2 separate regions of the Homo sapiens genome follow, and region 2 is linked to region 1. Evidence: read pairs that join two places in POLR2A ChIA-PET (ENCODE). Cell type or tissue: OCI-LY7. All regions are shown on one strand. Links, peaks and the distances in the headings refer to the core of each region. The heading gives the core; the rest is flanking DNA.

What was found. ChIA-PET counts read pairs that join two places held together with the same protein. Peaks named below come from ENCODE experiments on the same cell type or tissue, not always from the same donor. Only the 100,000 strongest peaks of a DNase experiment are listed, where the experiment ranks them.
Region 2: POLR2A ChIA-PET joins it to region 1 with 6 read pairs; 4 of 35 experiments call an interaction of 5 or more read pairs at or near these places.

The regions. Positions count from the first base shown.
Region 1 is chr1:205,663,508-205,667,889 of GRCh38, forward strand. It overlaps SLC45A3 (solute carrier family 45 member 3), which reads right to left. Exons shown (of 5, transcript NM_033102.3): 2 at 978-1,379; 3 at 1-111. The coding sequence starts at 1,149. Among named protein-coding and RNA genes, the nearest start is that of SLC45A3, 15 kb to the right of the region's middle. RefSeq lists an enhancer at 498-1,697. In OCI-LY7, for the core only: no CTCF peak of the experiment used is centred there; DNase peaks (open chromatin) are centred at 984, 2,094, 2,657, 2,966 and 1 weaker place; H3K4me3 peaks cover 2,631 bases; H3K27ac peaks cover 3,590 bases.
Region 2 is chr1:205,490,545-205,494,926 of GRCh38, forward strand. No RefSeq gene overlaps it. Among named protein-coding and RNA genes, the nearest start is that of CDK18, 12 kb to the right of the region's middle. RefSeq lists an enhancer at 289-940. In OCI-LY7, for the core only: a CTCF peak has its summit at 3,828; no DNase peak of the experiment used is centred there.

The DNA of each region.
Region 1 (4,382 bases), core at 309-4,308:
CCAAGGACAGTGCCCAGATGAAGGGCCGGCGGCGGCCATAGCGTCCACGCCAGTGGTCACTGGCTGAGCCTAGGAGCGGGACACAGACCAGGCCCAGCACTGGACCAATGCCTGCAAGAAGGGAAGTAGTATGAGTCAATGGCTGGGACAAGTAAAGGGCAAGGGGAAGGGGAACCAAGCTCCGTGAGAAGGATGGAAATAACATTCCGTACTCGACACTGTGCTACGTCTTCACAGGGATGCTGTAATTTACTCCTCATAACACAGGCATTACAGATGCCCCCATTTTCAGATGGACAAACTGAGGCATGGAGCAACTAAGAAGTGATACTTATTCAAAGGCGCAGACCTAGGGAGGGTAAGAGGCAGCGTTTCAACAAGCAGTGTGACTCCAGAGCCTGCAATCCTCACAGGGGCCCCTCTTCCTGGGGGTGAGGGGTTGTCACACAATGGTTACTACTTGCCTTCTGTGGCTTTTGTAGAATTTATCTGCAGAGTCAGGAGTCCACCCCTTGTCCTAGGGGTAGGAGCAAGCTCCGGCTGGGAGACCTTGATGGAGTCCCAGCTCTACTGTTCAGCTGCTATTTGGCTTTGGCTAAGACTTACCTAACCTCTTAAAAGCCTCTGCTTCCTTCTCTGTAAAATGGATCACCTCAAATGGTGGTTGTAAGCATTAAATGAGATAATCGCTATAAATTATAAAAGGGCTAGCCAAAGGTTAGGAGCATTTCTCCAGTGTCTCCTATGAGCCAGGCTCTGTGCAGGACCAGGGATCCAGAGGTGACTGGGGTATGTCCTTGGTATTCTCTTCTTTCTCTTGGTGTGCCCCCTCAGCCCAGGGTCACCCTCCTGCCCAGCAATGCCTTCCCAGCAGACCACCTCTCCCTCCAAGCAGCTCCCAGGGCAGAGGTACTCCTGTCCCACATGCCAGGTGGCATGTATCTGGAACAGGAAGGAAGGAGGATGTAGTGACTCACCCAGCACCATGGTCATGAACTTCTCCTCTACCCCCACTTCCAGCAGCAGAGGCGGCACATAGGTGATGCCTGCGGCCAAACACACCTCCAGGCCAAAGGTTAGCAGGTTGACCAGCAAGAGCTGGGCTTTCCGGTGCCGCAGCAGGCGGCTCACCCACAGCCTCTGGACCATAGTGGGCCAGGCGGGTAGGGCTCAGGGGGCCGTTCAGGCACTCCAGAACTGCTTCGTCTCGGCTCTGCTCCAGAAGCTGCGGCCTCTCCTCCTTGCTGCCGCCAACTGCCTAGGAATCAGCCAGGCGCCCATTTCTGCCAGCCCTTTGGTGCCGGTCCAGCTTCTCAGCCCATGCTCAACACCTGCTGCTGTGGGGCACCTCAGTGGGGACACGTCTCATCACTCAGATCCTAGAAGGGCGGGGCAATCACAAGCACACGGGGTGTTAAGTCCTGGGAGCCAGGTCTCCACGATTTGCTCTAAATTGTCTGGATCCTGATCATTCACAGGCTGGCGACTGGCCCTGTCACCGAGGTGCCACCCCCTTCTGCCCAGTCAGGAAATGCATGTTAATATTAGCCTACGGCTGACATAATTAATAAGGTAAATATGATTTTTTAAACCTCAGCACACTCCAGAGCCAAACAGATGTTGGTTATTCTCTGTTTTGAAAAATCTACAATTTCCCTTCCCTGTTAGTATTGGGGAGCGGGAGGGAGCAATCAAACCAACTGAATTTTTAGTTGCCCAGCTATCAAGGTGCCCCTGGAGACCCTCTGCCAGGCCTGGTTTGTTTGCTTTTGTCTTTCTACTCCCCAAACCTGGGGTGTTCAATTCCCCTTTGTTAAGAGTAACACTTCCTATTCTGCATTGCTTGGCCATGAGCCACACTGCACCACAACCCCTAACCCCAAAGACCAGGATGAAGGGGAAAGGGAGGAGAGGCTGTTTTGTTGGGTTGGGTTTTAACTTACAGAAGGCTCCCTGGGGTGAGCCTAGGCCTGAAAATCTCTCCCTTGAGTTTCTCCCTGAGTTCAACGTTCAAGGGGAAGAAACAATCCCTCACATGGCCGTCCAACTGTCATGGGAGAGTGGAGCCGTCCCCAGGTTCTAGCTCACAGGGGCATGAAACCACACCACCTGGCAATACCTGTAATGATACCAGTGACTCCCCCAAGCTGACAGGATGCCCAGCCACTTCCAGGGCAGCCTTTCTGTGCTCTTAAATGGCAGAGAAAGGAATTTTTCGGTGCTCTTTTCAATTTTCAGCAGAGAAGTCCCACACCCCTTCCTGCTAGCCCTGCCTCCTGTGCAGAAAGAACCATCCTGTACCTCCCCCGCCAAGCAAGCGGTCTCCAAGTCTTGCTTCCCGACAATACAGCCATTGCAGTATCTAAGCCTCTGCTTAGAAGTGACTATGAAAAGCTGGGTGCGGTGGCTCATGCTTGTAATCCCAGGACTTTGGGAGGCCAAGGCAGGCGGATCACTTGAGGTCAGGAGTTCAAGACCAGCCTGGCCAACATGGTGAAACCCCATCTCTGCTAAAAATACAAAAATTAGCCAGGCATGGTGGCAGGTGCCTCCACCACCCCCAGCCCCTACTCATGCCCTCTGCCAATCTCAGCACCTCATTATAAAAGGCATTTCAACTTATCTTATCTTTTCACACAATACTAAACCCCATGGGGCCTTGCATATTACAAAGCGTGTTGTGGGTGCTCTGAGCTGTGCCACAGAGAAATCAGCCAGGACTGAGTGTGGTGGCTCATGCCTATAATCCCAGAACTTCAAGAGGCCAAGGCAGGAGGATCACTTCAGCCTGGGAGTTTGAGACCAGCCTGGGCAACACAGCGAGACCCCCTCTCTACAAAAAATTTAAAAATTATCCAGGCGTGGTAGTATGCACCTGTGGTCCCAGCTACTTAAGAGGCTGAGATGGGAGGATTGCTTGAGCCTGGGAGGTCAAGGGTGCAGCGCGCAGTGATTGGACCACTGCCTCCAGTCTGGGTGACAGAGGGAGACACTGCCTAAAAAAACATCAGATGGCTATCAGTCCTGGGTAAGGTCTGTTCACTCCACCACCACCTTCAGGGGCTTTGCAGCTGGCAGATCATGAAGGAAGGGAATTGAGATAAGGCTGGGCAACCAGCAGCCTCCTCCCCTAAATCCTGCTCAGACTCACCCTTTGGGATGGGGCACACGGCCTCCTACGGAGGTGGCATGAGAAGGGGTGTAAAATACTGACCCATACTGTCTCCAAAAGGAAGGTGGAAGGCCAGACCTCAGTCTTAGCTGAGCTGTCATAGGTTCAACTTGAGCATCTCATTGCTGCATTTCCACAGTACCCCCAAGAAGGAAAGCAGGAGACAGCACAGAGACCAAGAGGCAGTGCTATCCAGCCTAAAGGGAGGGGTTCTGCGGCCAAAGGCTTCCAGCCCATTCCACTCCCCACCCTTGTTCTGGGAGGGCCCTGAATGCTAACCTGCTCTGGGTTTTCAGGAGACCAGGTCCTCCCTGAGCAAACAGAGACTTTGTTAGACCCAGCCTCGCCTATAACCTGCACCCATTCTCTAAGTCCTGGCTGCTCCCTATTGTTTAAAATAAATTGCAGGCCAGGCACAGTGGCTCACATCTGTAATCTCAGCACTTTGGGAGGCTGGAGTGGGATGATGGCTTGAGGGCAGGAGCTTAAGAACAGCCTGGGCAACATAGAAAGACCCTGTTTCTACAAAAATAAAAATAAAATAGGCCAGGTACAGTGGCTCATGCCTGTAATCCCAGCACTTTGGGAGGCCAAAGCAGGCAAATTACCTGAGGTCAGGAGGTTCGAGACCAGCCCGGCCAACGTGGTGAAACCCCATCTCTACTAAAAATACAAAAATTAGCTGGGCATGGTGGCGTGCGCCTACAATCCCAGCTACTCGGGAGGCTGAAGGAGGAGAATTGCTTGAACCTGGGAGGCGGAGGTTGCAGTGAGCCGAGATTGTGCCACTGCACTCCAGCCCCATGACAGTGCGAAACTCCATCTCAAATAAAAATAAATACATAAGATAAAAAATAAATAAATAAAAATTAGCTGGGCATGGTGGCATGCACCTATAATCCCAGCTACTCAGGAGGCTGAGGTGGGAGGATCTCCTGAGTCCAGGAGTTCGAGGCTGCAAGTGAGCTATGATCGTGCCAGTGTTCTCCAGCCTGGGCAACAGAGTGAGACCTGGTCTCTAAAAAATAAAAAAATAAAAATAAACCACAGCTGTCCAGCAACCATTAATCACCCCACCTGCCTTGCCCCTCCCTTAATCAAGTTCCCAGGCCCCCCAGGAATTAGCAGGATCCTTCTTAGCCCACATGGGAAAAAGACAAAAAGAAAGAGGTAAAGAGAAGAGTGCCCCCCACCATCCTCCTACAGCCCA
Region 2 (4,382 bases), core at 100-4,099, 170 kb before region 1:
ATAATTTGCAGGATCTGATGCAAAATGAAAATGCAAGGCTCCTTGTTGAAAAAGTATTAAGAATTTAAACAAGAGAACAATAAAGCATTAAAACAAGCAGGAGGCCCTCTGAGTGTGGGGCCCTTCTGAGAACAGGACCTGATAGACTGCATGATGCGTGCCCATGGAAGCCAGCCCTGCAGAGAACTATCATTTCTTAAGCACCTACTATGTGCCAAGTTTTTTATTTAATTAAATTAATTAATGAATTTATTTTTTGAGACAGAATCTCACTCCGTCACCCAGGCTGGAGTTCAGTGGCACAATCACGGCTCACTGCAGACTTGACCTCCGCGGTTCAAGTGATCCTCCCACCTCAGCCTCCCATGTAGCTGGGACTACAGACACGTGTCATCATGCCTGGCTAATTTTTAAATTTTTTGTAGGGACAGAGTCTCACCATGTTGCCCAGACTGGTCCTGAATTCCTGGGCTCAAGTGATCCTCCCCATTCAGCTTCCCAAATTGCTGGGATTACAGGCGTGAGCCACCACATGTGGTCCGTGCCAGATGTTTTATATGCATTATCTCATTTAATTATGAAACAACCTTAGATGAAGGCGTGACGAGGTTCTCTTTGTGGATGGCTTGCCCAAGGTCACATCTGCTCATGAGTAGCATCGGAATCCAGAGTCTTCCGAGTTCAGAGCCTATGTCCTCTCTTGAGCGGCGCTGCCTCTGATTCAGAGTCTTTGGGGGCTGCCAGGAAGCAGGCATGCACCAGAGGATGGGCACACTGAGGTGTGGCAGAGACACCCTCCCGAGTTTGACTTGCCCCGTGCTAGGCTGCTGGCATCCCTCCCTGGGTCTGGAATCTCCCTGGGTCTGGAGCTGTTACAAAAGGCACACATGCTTGGGACTCATACCTGGATGCTCTGCCTCACACTGAGTGACTAGGAAAGTCACATAACCTCTGTGAGCCTCAGTTTGCTCATCTGTAAAACTGGCTAACAACAGTGACTTCGTGTTGTCCTGAAGATTCACTGTAGTCTGGTATATAAGGTGCCTGACACACAGTAGGTGCATAGCAAAGCCCGTTCTCCTCAGGACAGCACACCACTGCCCCCTCCCTGCCCCCACCCTCTCTCCTCAGCAAGCCCCACCCCACCTGGGCCTGCTGCTTTTGAAGCACCCCAAATTCACTGTCCCTAGGGCTTCTCCCCGAGGCCGCACTGGTAAGGGAGAGCTCCTGGCTGCCTCTCCCTGAAATCACACTTTGAGTTCCAAGATTCATTGCTAATCACACCAGGGAGAATTCCATTACAATGCCAAGGGTGGGGAAATCACCAACTTTCTGGATTCACCAGATTTCTGGAGTGGCCGTGGCCTGACTCCTTTCTGAGGCGGCAGCCCCAGCCCTGGTACTCATGGACCACCTGCTTCCATTCCTCACTGAGGGTCTCACTCCAGTCCCCAGTCTTTCCTCTTCCCCATCCCCTTTCAGGGAAACCTGCAGGCATCCTGCAGGCTGCCCCTTCCTGCAGGACAGCCTCCTTTCCCTGCAAGCCCCCCGCTGGGGAGGCTCCTTGTCCTCTCAAGCTGGTGGTCTGGGTTTCTCACCTCCCGGCTGAGGTTCCTCATCTACTTGGCTTCACCCCTCTCAGGGACAGTTCCCTGGGGACAAAGCTCCCTTCCAGTCCCCTCCCCAGCCCATGTCAGGAAGAGGAGGCAGATGGTTAGGTGGGGAATACCTAAGGTCTGAGAAAGCCTCTGGCACCAGAGAAAATAGCAAACCCTCCCCTCCCTTCCCCCAGACCCAGCCAACTGCAGTTCCAGGCTGCCTGGAGTGACACCTGCCCCTTTGCCCTCTTTCCAGGAGTAAATATTGGATCAGGTTCAGTCACCAGCTGTTTGACTAAGAGCAAAGTCAGTTGTGGGATCATGAATGGCTGGGATCCTAGGGAAGACATGCTGAGAAATATCAGTGCCCCGGGGGACCCACGGGAGAGCTCCTGGAGCAAATAGTAGGCCTGGGGAAGTACAGATTCCAGCTGACAAATCCCTTTGTTTCCCTGGCTACACCAGGTACTGCCAGATACCAACCTGCAGAGCTAGGCTGGCCCCTGGAGGAGCTGGCCCCCTGGAGTATGTCTTTCTTGCCAGGACATTTGGCATAATGGTCTGATTTGGAGGCAGCTTGATATATTCAGGTATTGTACCAGGTAAACTTGCCAGGTACCACTGCCTGGCCACTCAGATAGTGGCACCTGGTAGTAACTGACACACTCAGGTGCATTTTGGTTGGATATACCTGTTCATGTGGGTGTGGGCCCCTGAGTCTCGCTGATCATTCAGGGGTGTCTGAGCTGAACAGGCCTGATAACTGCCCTATCACTCAGCTTGCATTCCCGGGAGGCCCTGGTAACTGGAACCATTCTGGTCCCGGGGCTCAGCCGAGAGGAAAAGGAAGTGCGAGTCTAAACCCCAGGCTCTTCCTCACTGGTCCCGATGTGGTTCCCACCTTACGCCTGTCCAGACTGTTCCCAGGTCCTGACCCCTCCCTGTTCTGCCAGGCCCCACTCTTATCCCTGGGGCCACACCTGGCTGCTCTGTGGGTCCCAGCCCCTCCCAGGCTTCAGGGAAAGGGGAAGCTGGTCTGGGAGGAAATTAGGGAAATTAGCTGCAACTCCAGGAAACAACATCCCCAGGACTGGGCTAAGGACTCCGTGCTGGTCCCGCAGGCAAGGGAACTTGGTGCCTCCAGGCTGAGGTTGGGGCATGACAGCTGTCTCTCCTCAGTCTTGGGCACAGGTCCCAAGCCTGGCCAAGGGCTGCTTCTCAAACTGAGCTTCTGAGTGAGGAGTGGGAGGAACACAGCCTGCCCGGGCATTTCTCTGGGCTGTGCTAACCTCAGAGGACAACACTCTGAGTCACCACCACAAGTCTGTCCTCACCCCTGCCCCTAGGATGGAGGGAGGCAAAGAGTGAGCGGTGGAGGCAAGATCTGGGGCCAAAAAATCACAGTGTTGGCCTGGGGCCAATTGGAGCCAGAAGAACCACCAGGGGAGAAGGGCAGGGGCTGGGGGAATTTCTATGCACTTTTCTGATGCTGTCAGCAGAGTTAGTTCCCTGGGCTCTAGCTGAATGCTGGCACCAATGCAGTGGCTCAGTTTTAACATAAAATGCCATGCAAATGTCTGCCAAATAGCATCCACATCTTCTACCCATGCCCTGGTTTCAGAGGCTCTGGCCTCTGGGTCCCCTGTCTCTGTCTCCAGTAAACTCGCCTGCTTGCACGATTTTCTCTCAGGCTCTGTCCTTCCCTATCAAGATCCAGCGGCTGGAGCTGGAGCCTGGCGTCATCCTGGCCCAAGCTGCCCAGGCGGGACGACCAGAGAACTCAGAGGTGGGGATGCAGGTGGGGATGCTCCCCTCCCCAGGCGCCAGGCAGCTGCCCTCTCTCCTCTGCTTCTGCTCCCATCCTGGCTGTCCCTGGACAGCAGCAGTTGGGTGGGATTCAGAAGCCTGGAGCATTTTCTCCATCCTCCCTGGTGGTCACAGTTGGCAGGAGACAAGTGGGCAAGCAGGGCAGGCTAATCATTTGTCACTGCTTCATGGGGACATCTTTTAAATATTTGTTCAAAATAGGTTTAAAAGAGATGCCAAGGGCTTTGTGAGGTGGGCAGAGAAGAACTGCGGGGGCCAGCCTTGGTCCCTCTCCCCTCCCCAATCTGGTCTGTGTTCCTCACCCAGCAAGCAAGAGCCCTGCTGTGCAGCCAGTCCCACCAGCTTGTCATTAGAGAAGTCACCACTGTGAGGGGCTCACTTACAGCTTACACACTTGTCAAACAATTTCTTTTTTCCTTTCCTTTTCTTTTTTTAGAGACGGGGTCTTATTCTGTCACCCGGACTGGAGTGCAGTGGTGCGATCACAGCTTTCTGTACCCTTGACCTCCTGGGCTCAGGTAATCTTCCCACCTCAGCCACCCCAGCAGCTGGGACCACAGGAACATGCCACCATGCCTGGCTAATTTTTTTTTTCTTTTGAGTCAGGGTCTCGCTCTGTCACCCAGGCTGGAGTGCAGCGGTGTGATCTCAGCACACTGCAACCTCAGCATCCCGGGTTCAAGCAATTCTCCTGCCTCAGCCTCCCAAGTAGCTGGGATTATTGGCTTGTGCCACCATGCCTGGCTAAGTTTTGTATTTTTAGTATAGATGGGGTTCTGCCACATTGGCCAGGCTGGTCTCGAACTCCTGGCCTCAAGCGATCCGCCCGCCTCAGCCTCCCAAAAGCTGGGATTACAGGTGTGAGCCACTACACCGGCCTATTTTTTTTTTAACTTTTGGTAGAAACAGGGGTGGGGGGGCTGGCAGGGAGGCAGTGGGGGAGGGACACTATGTCTC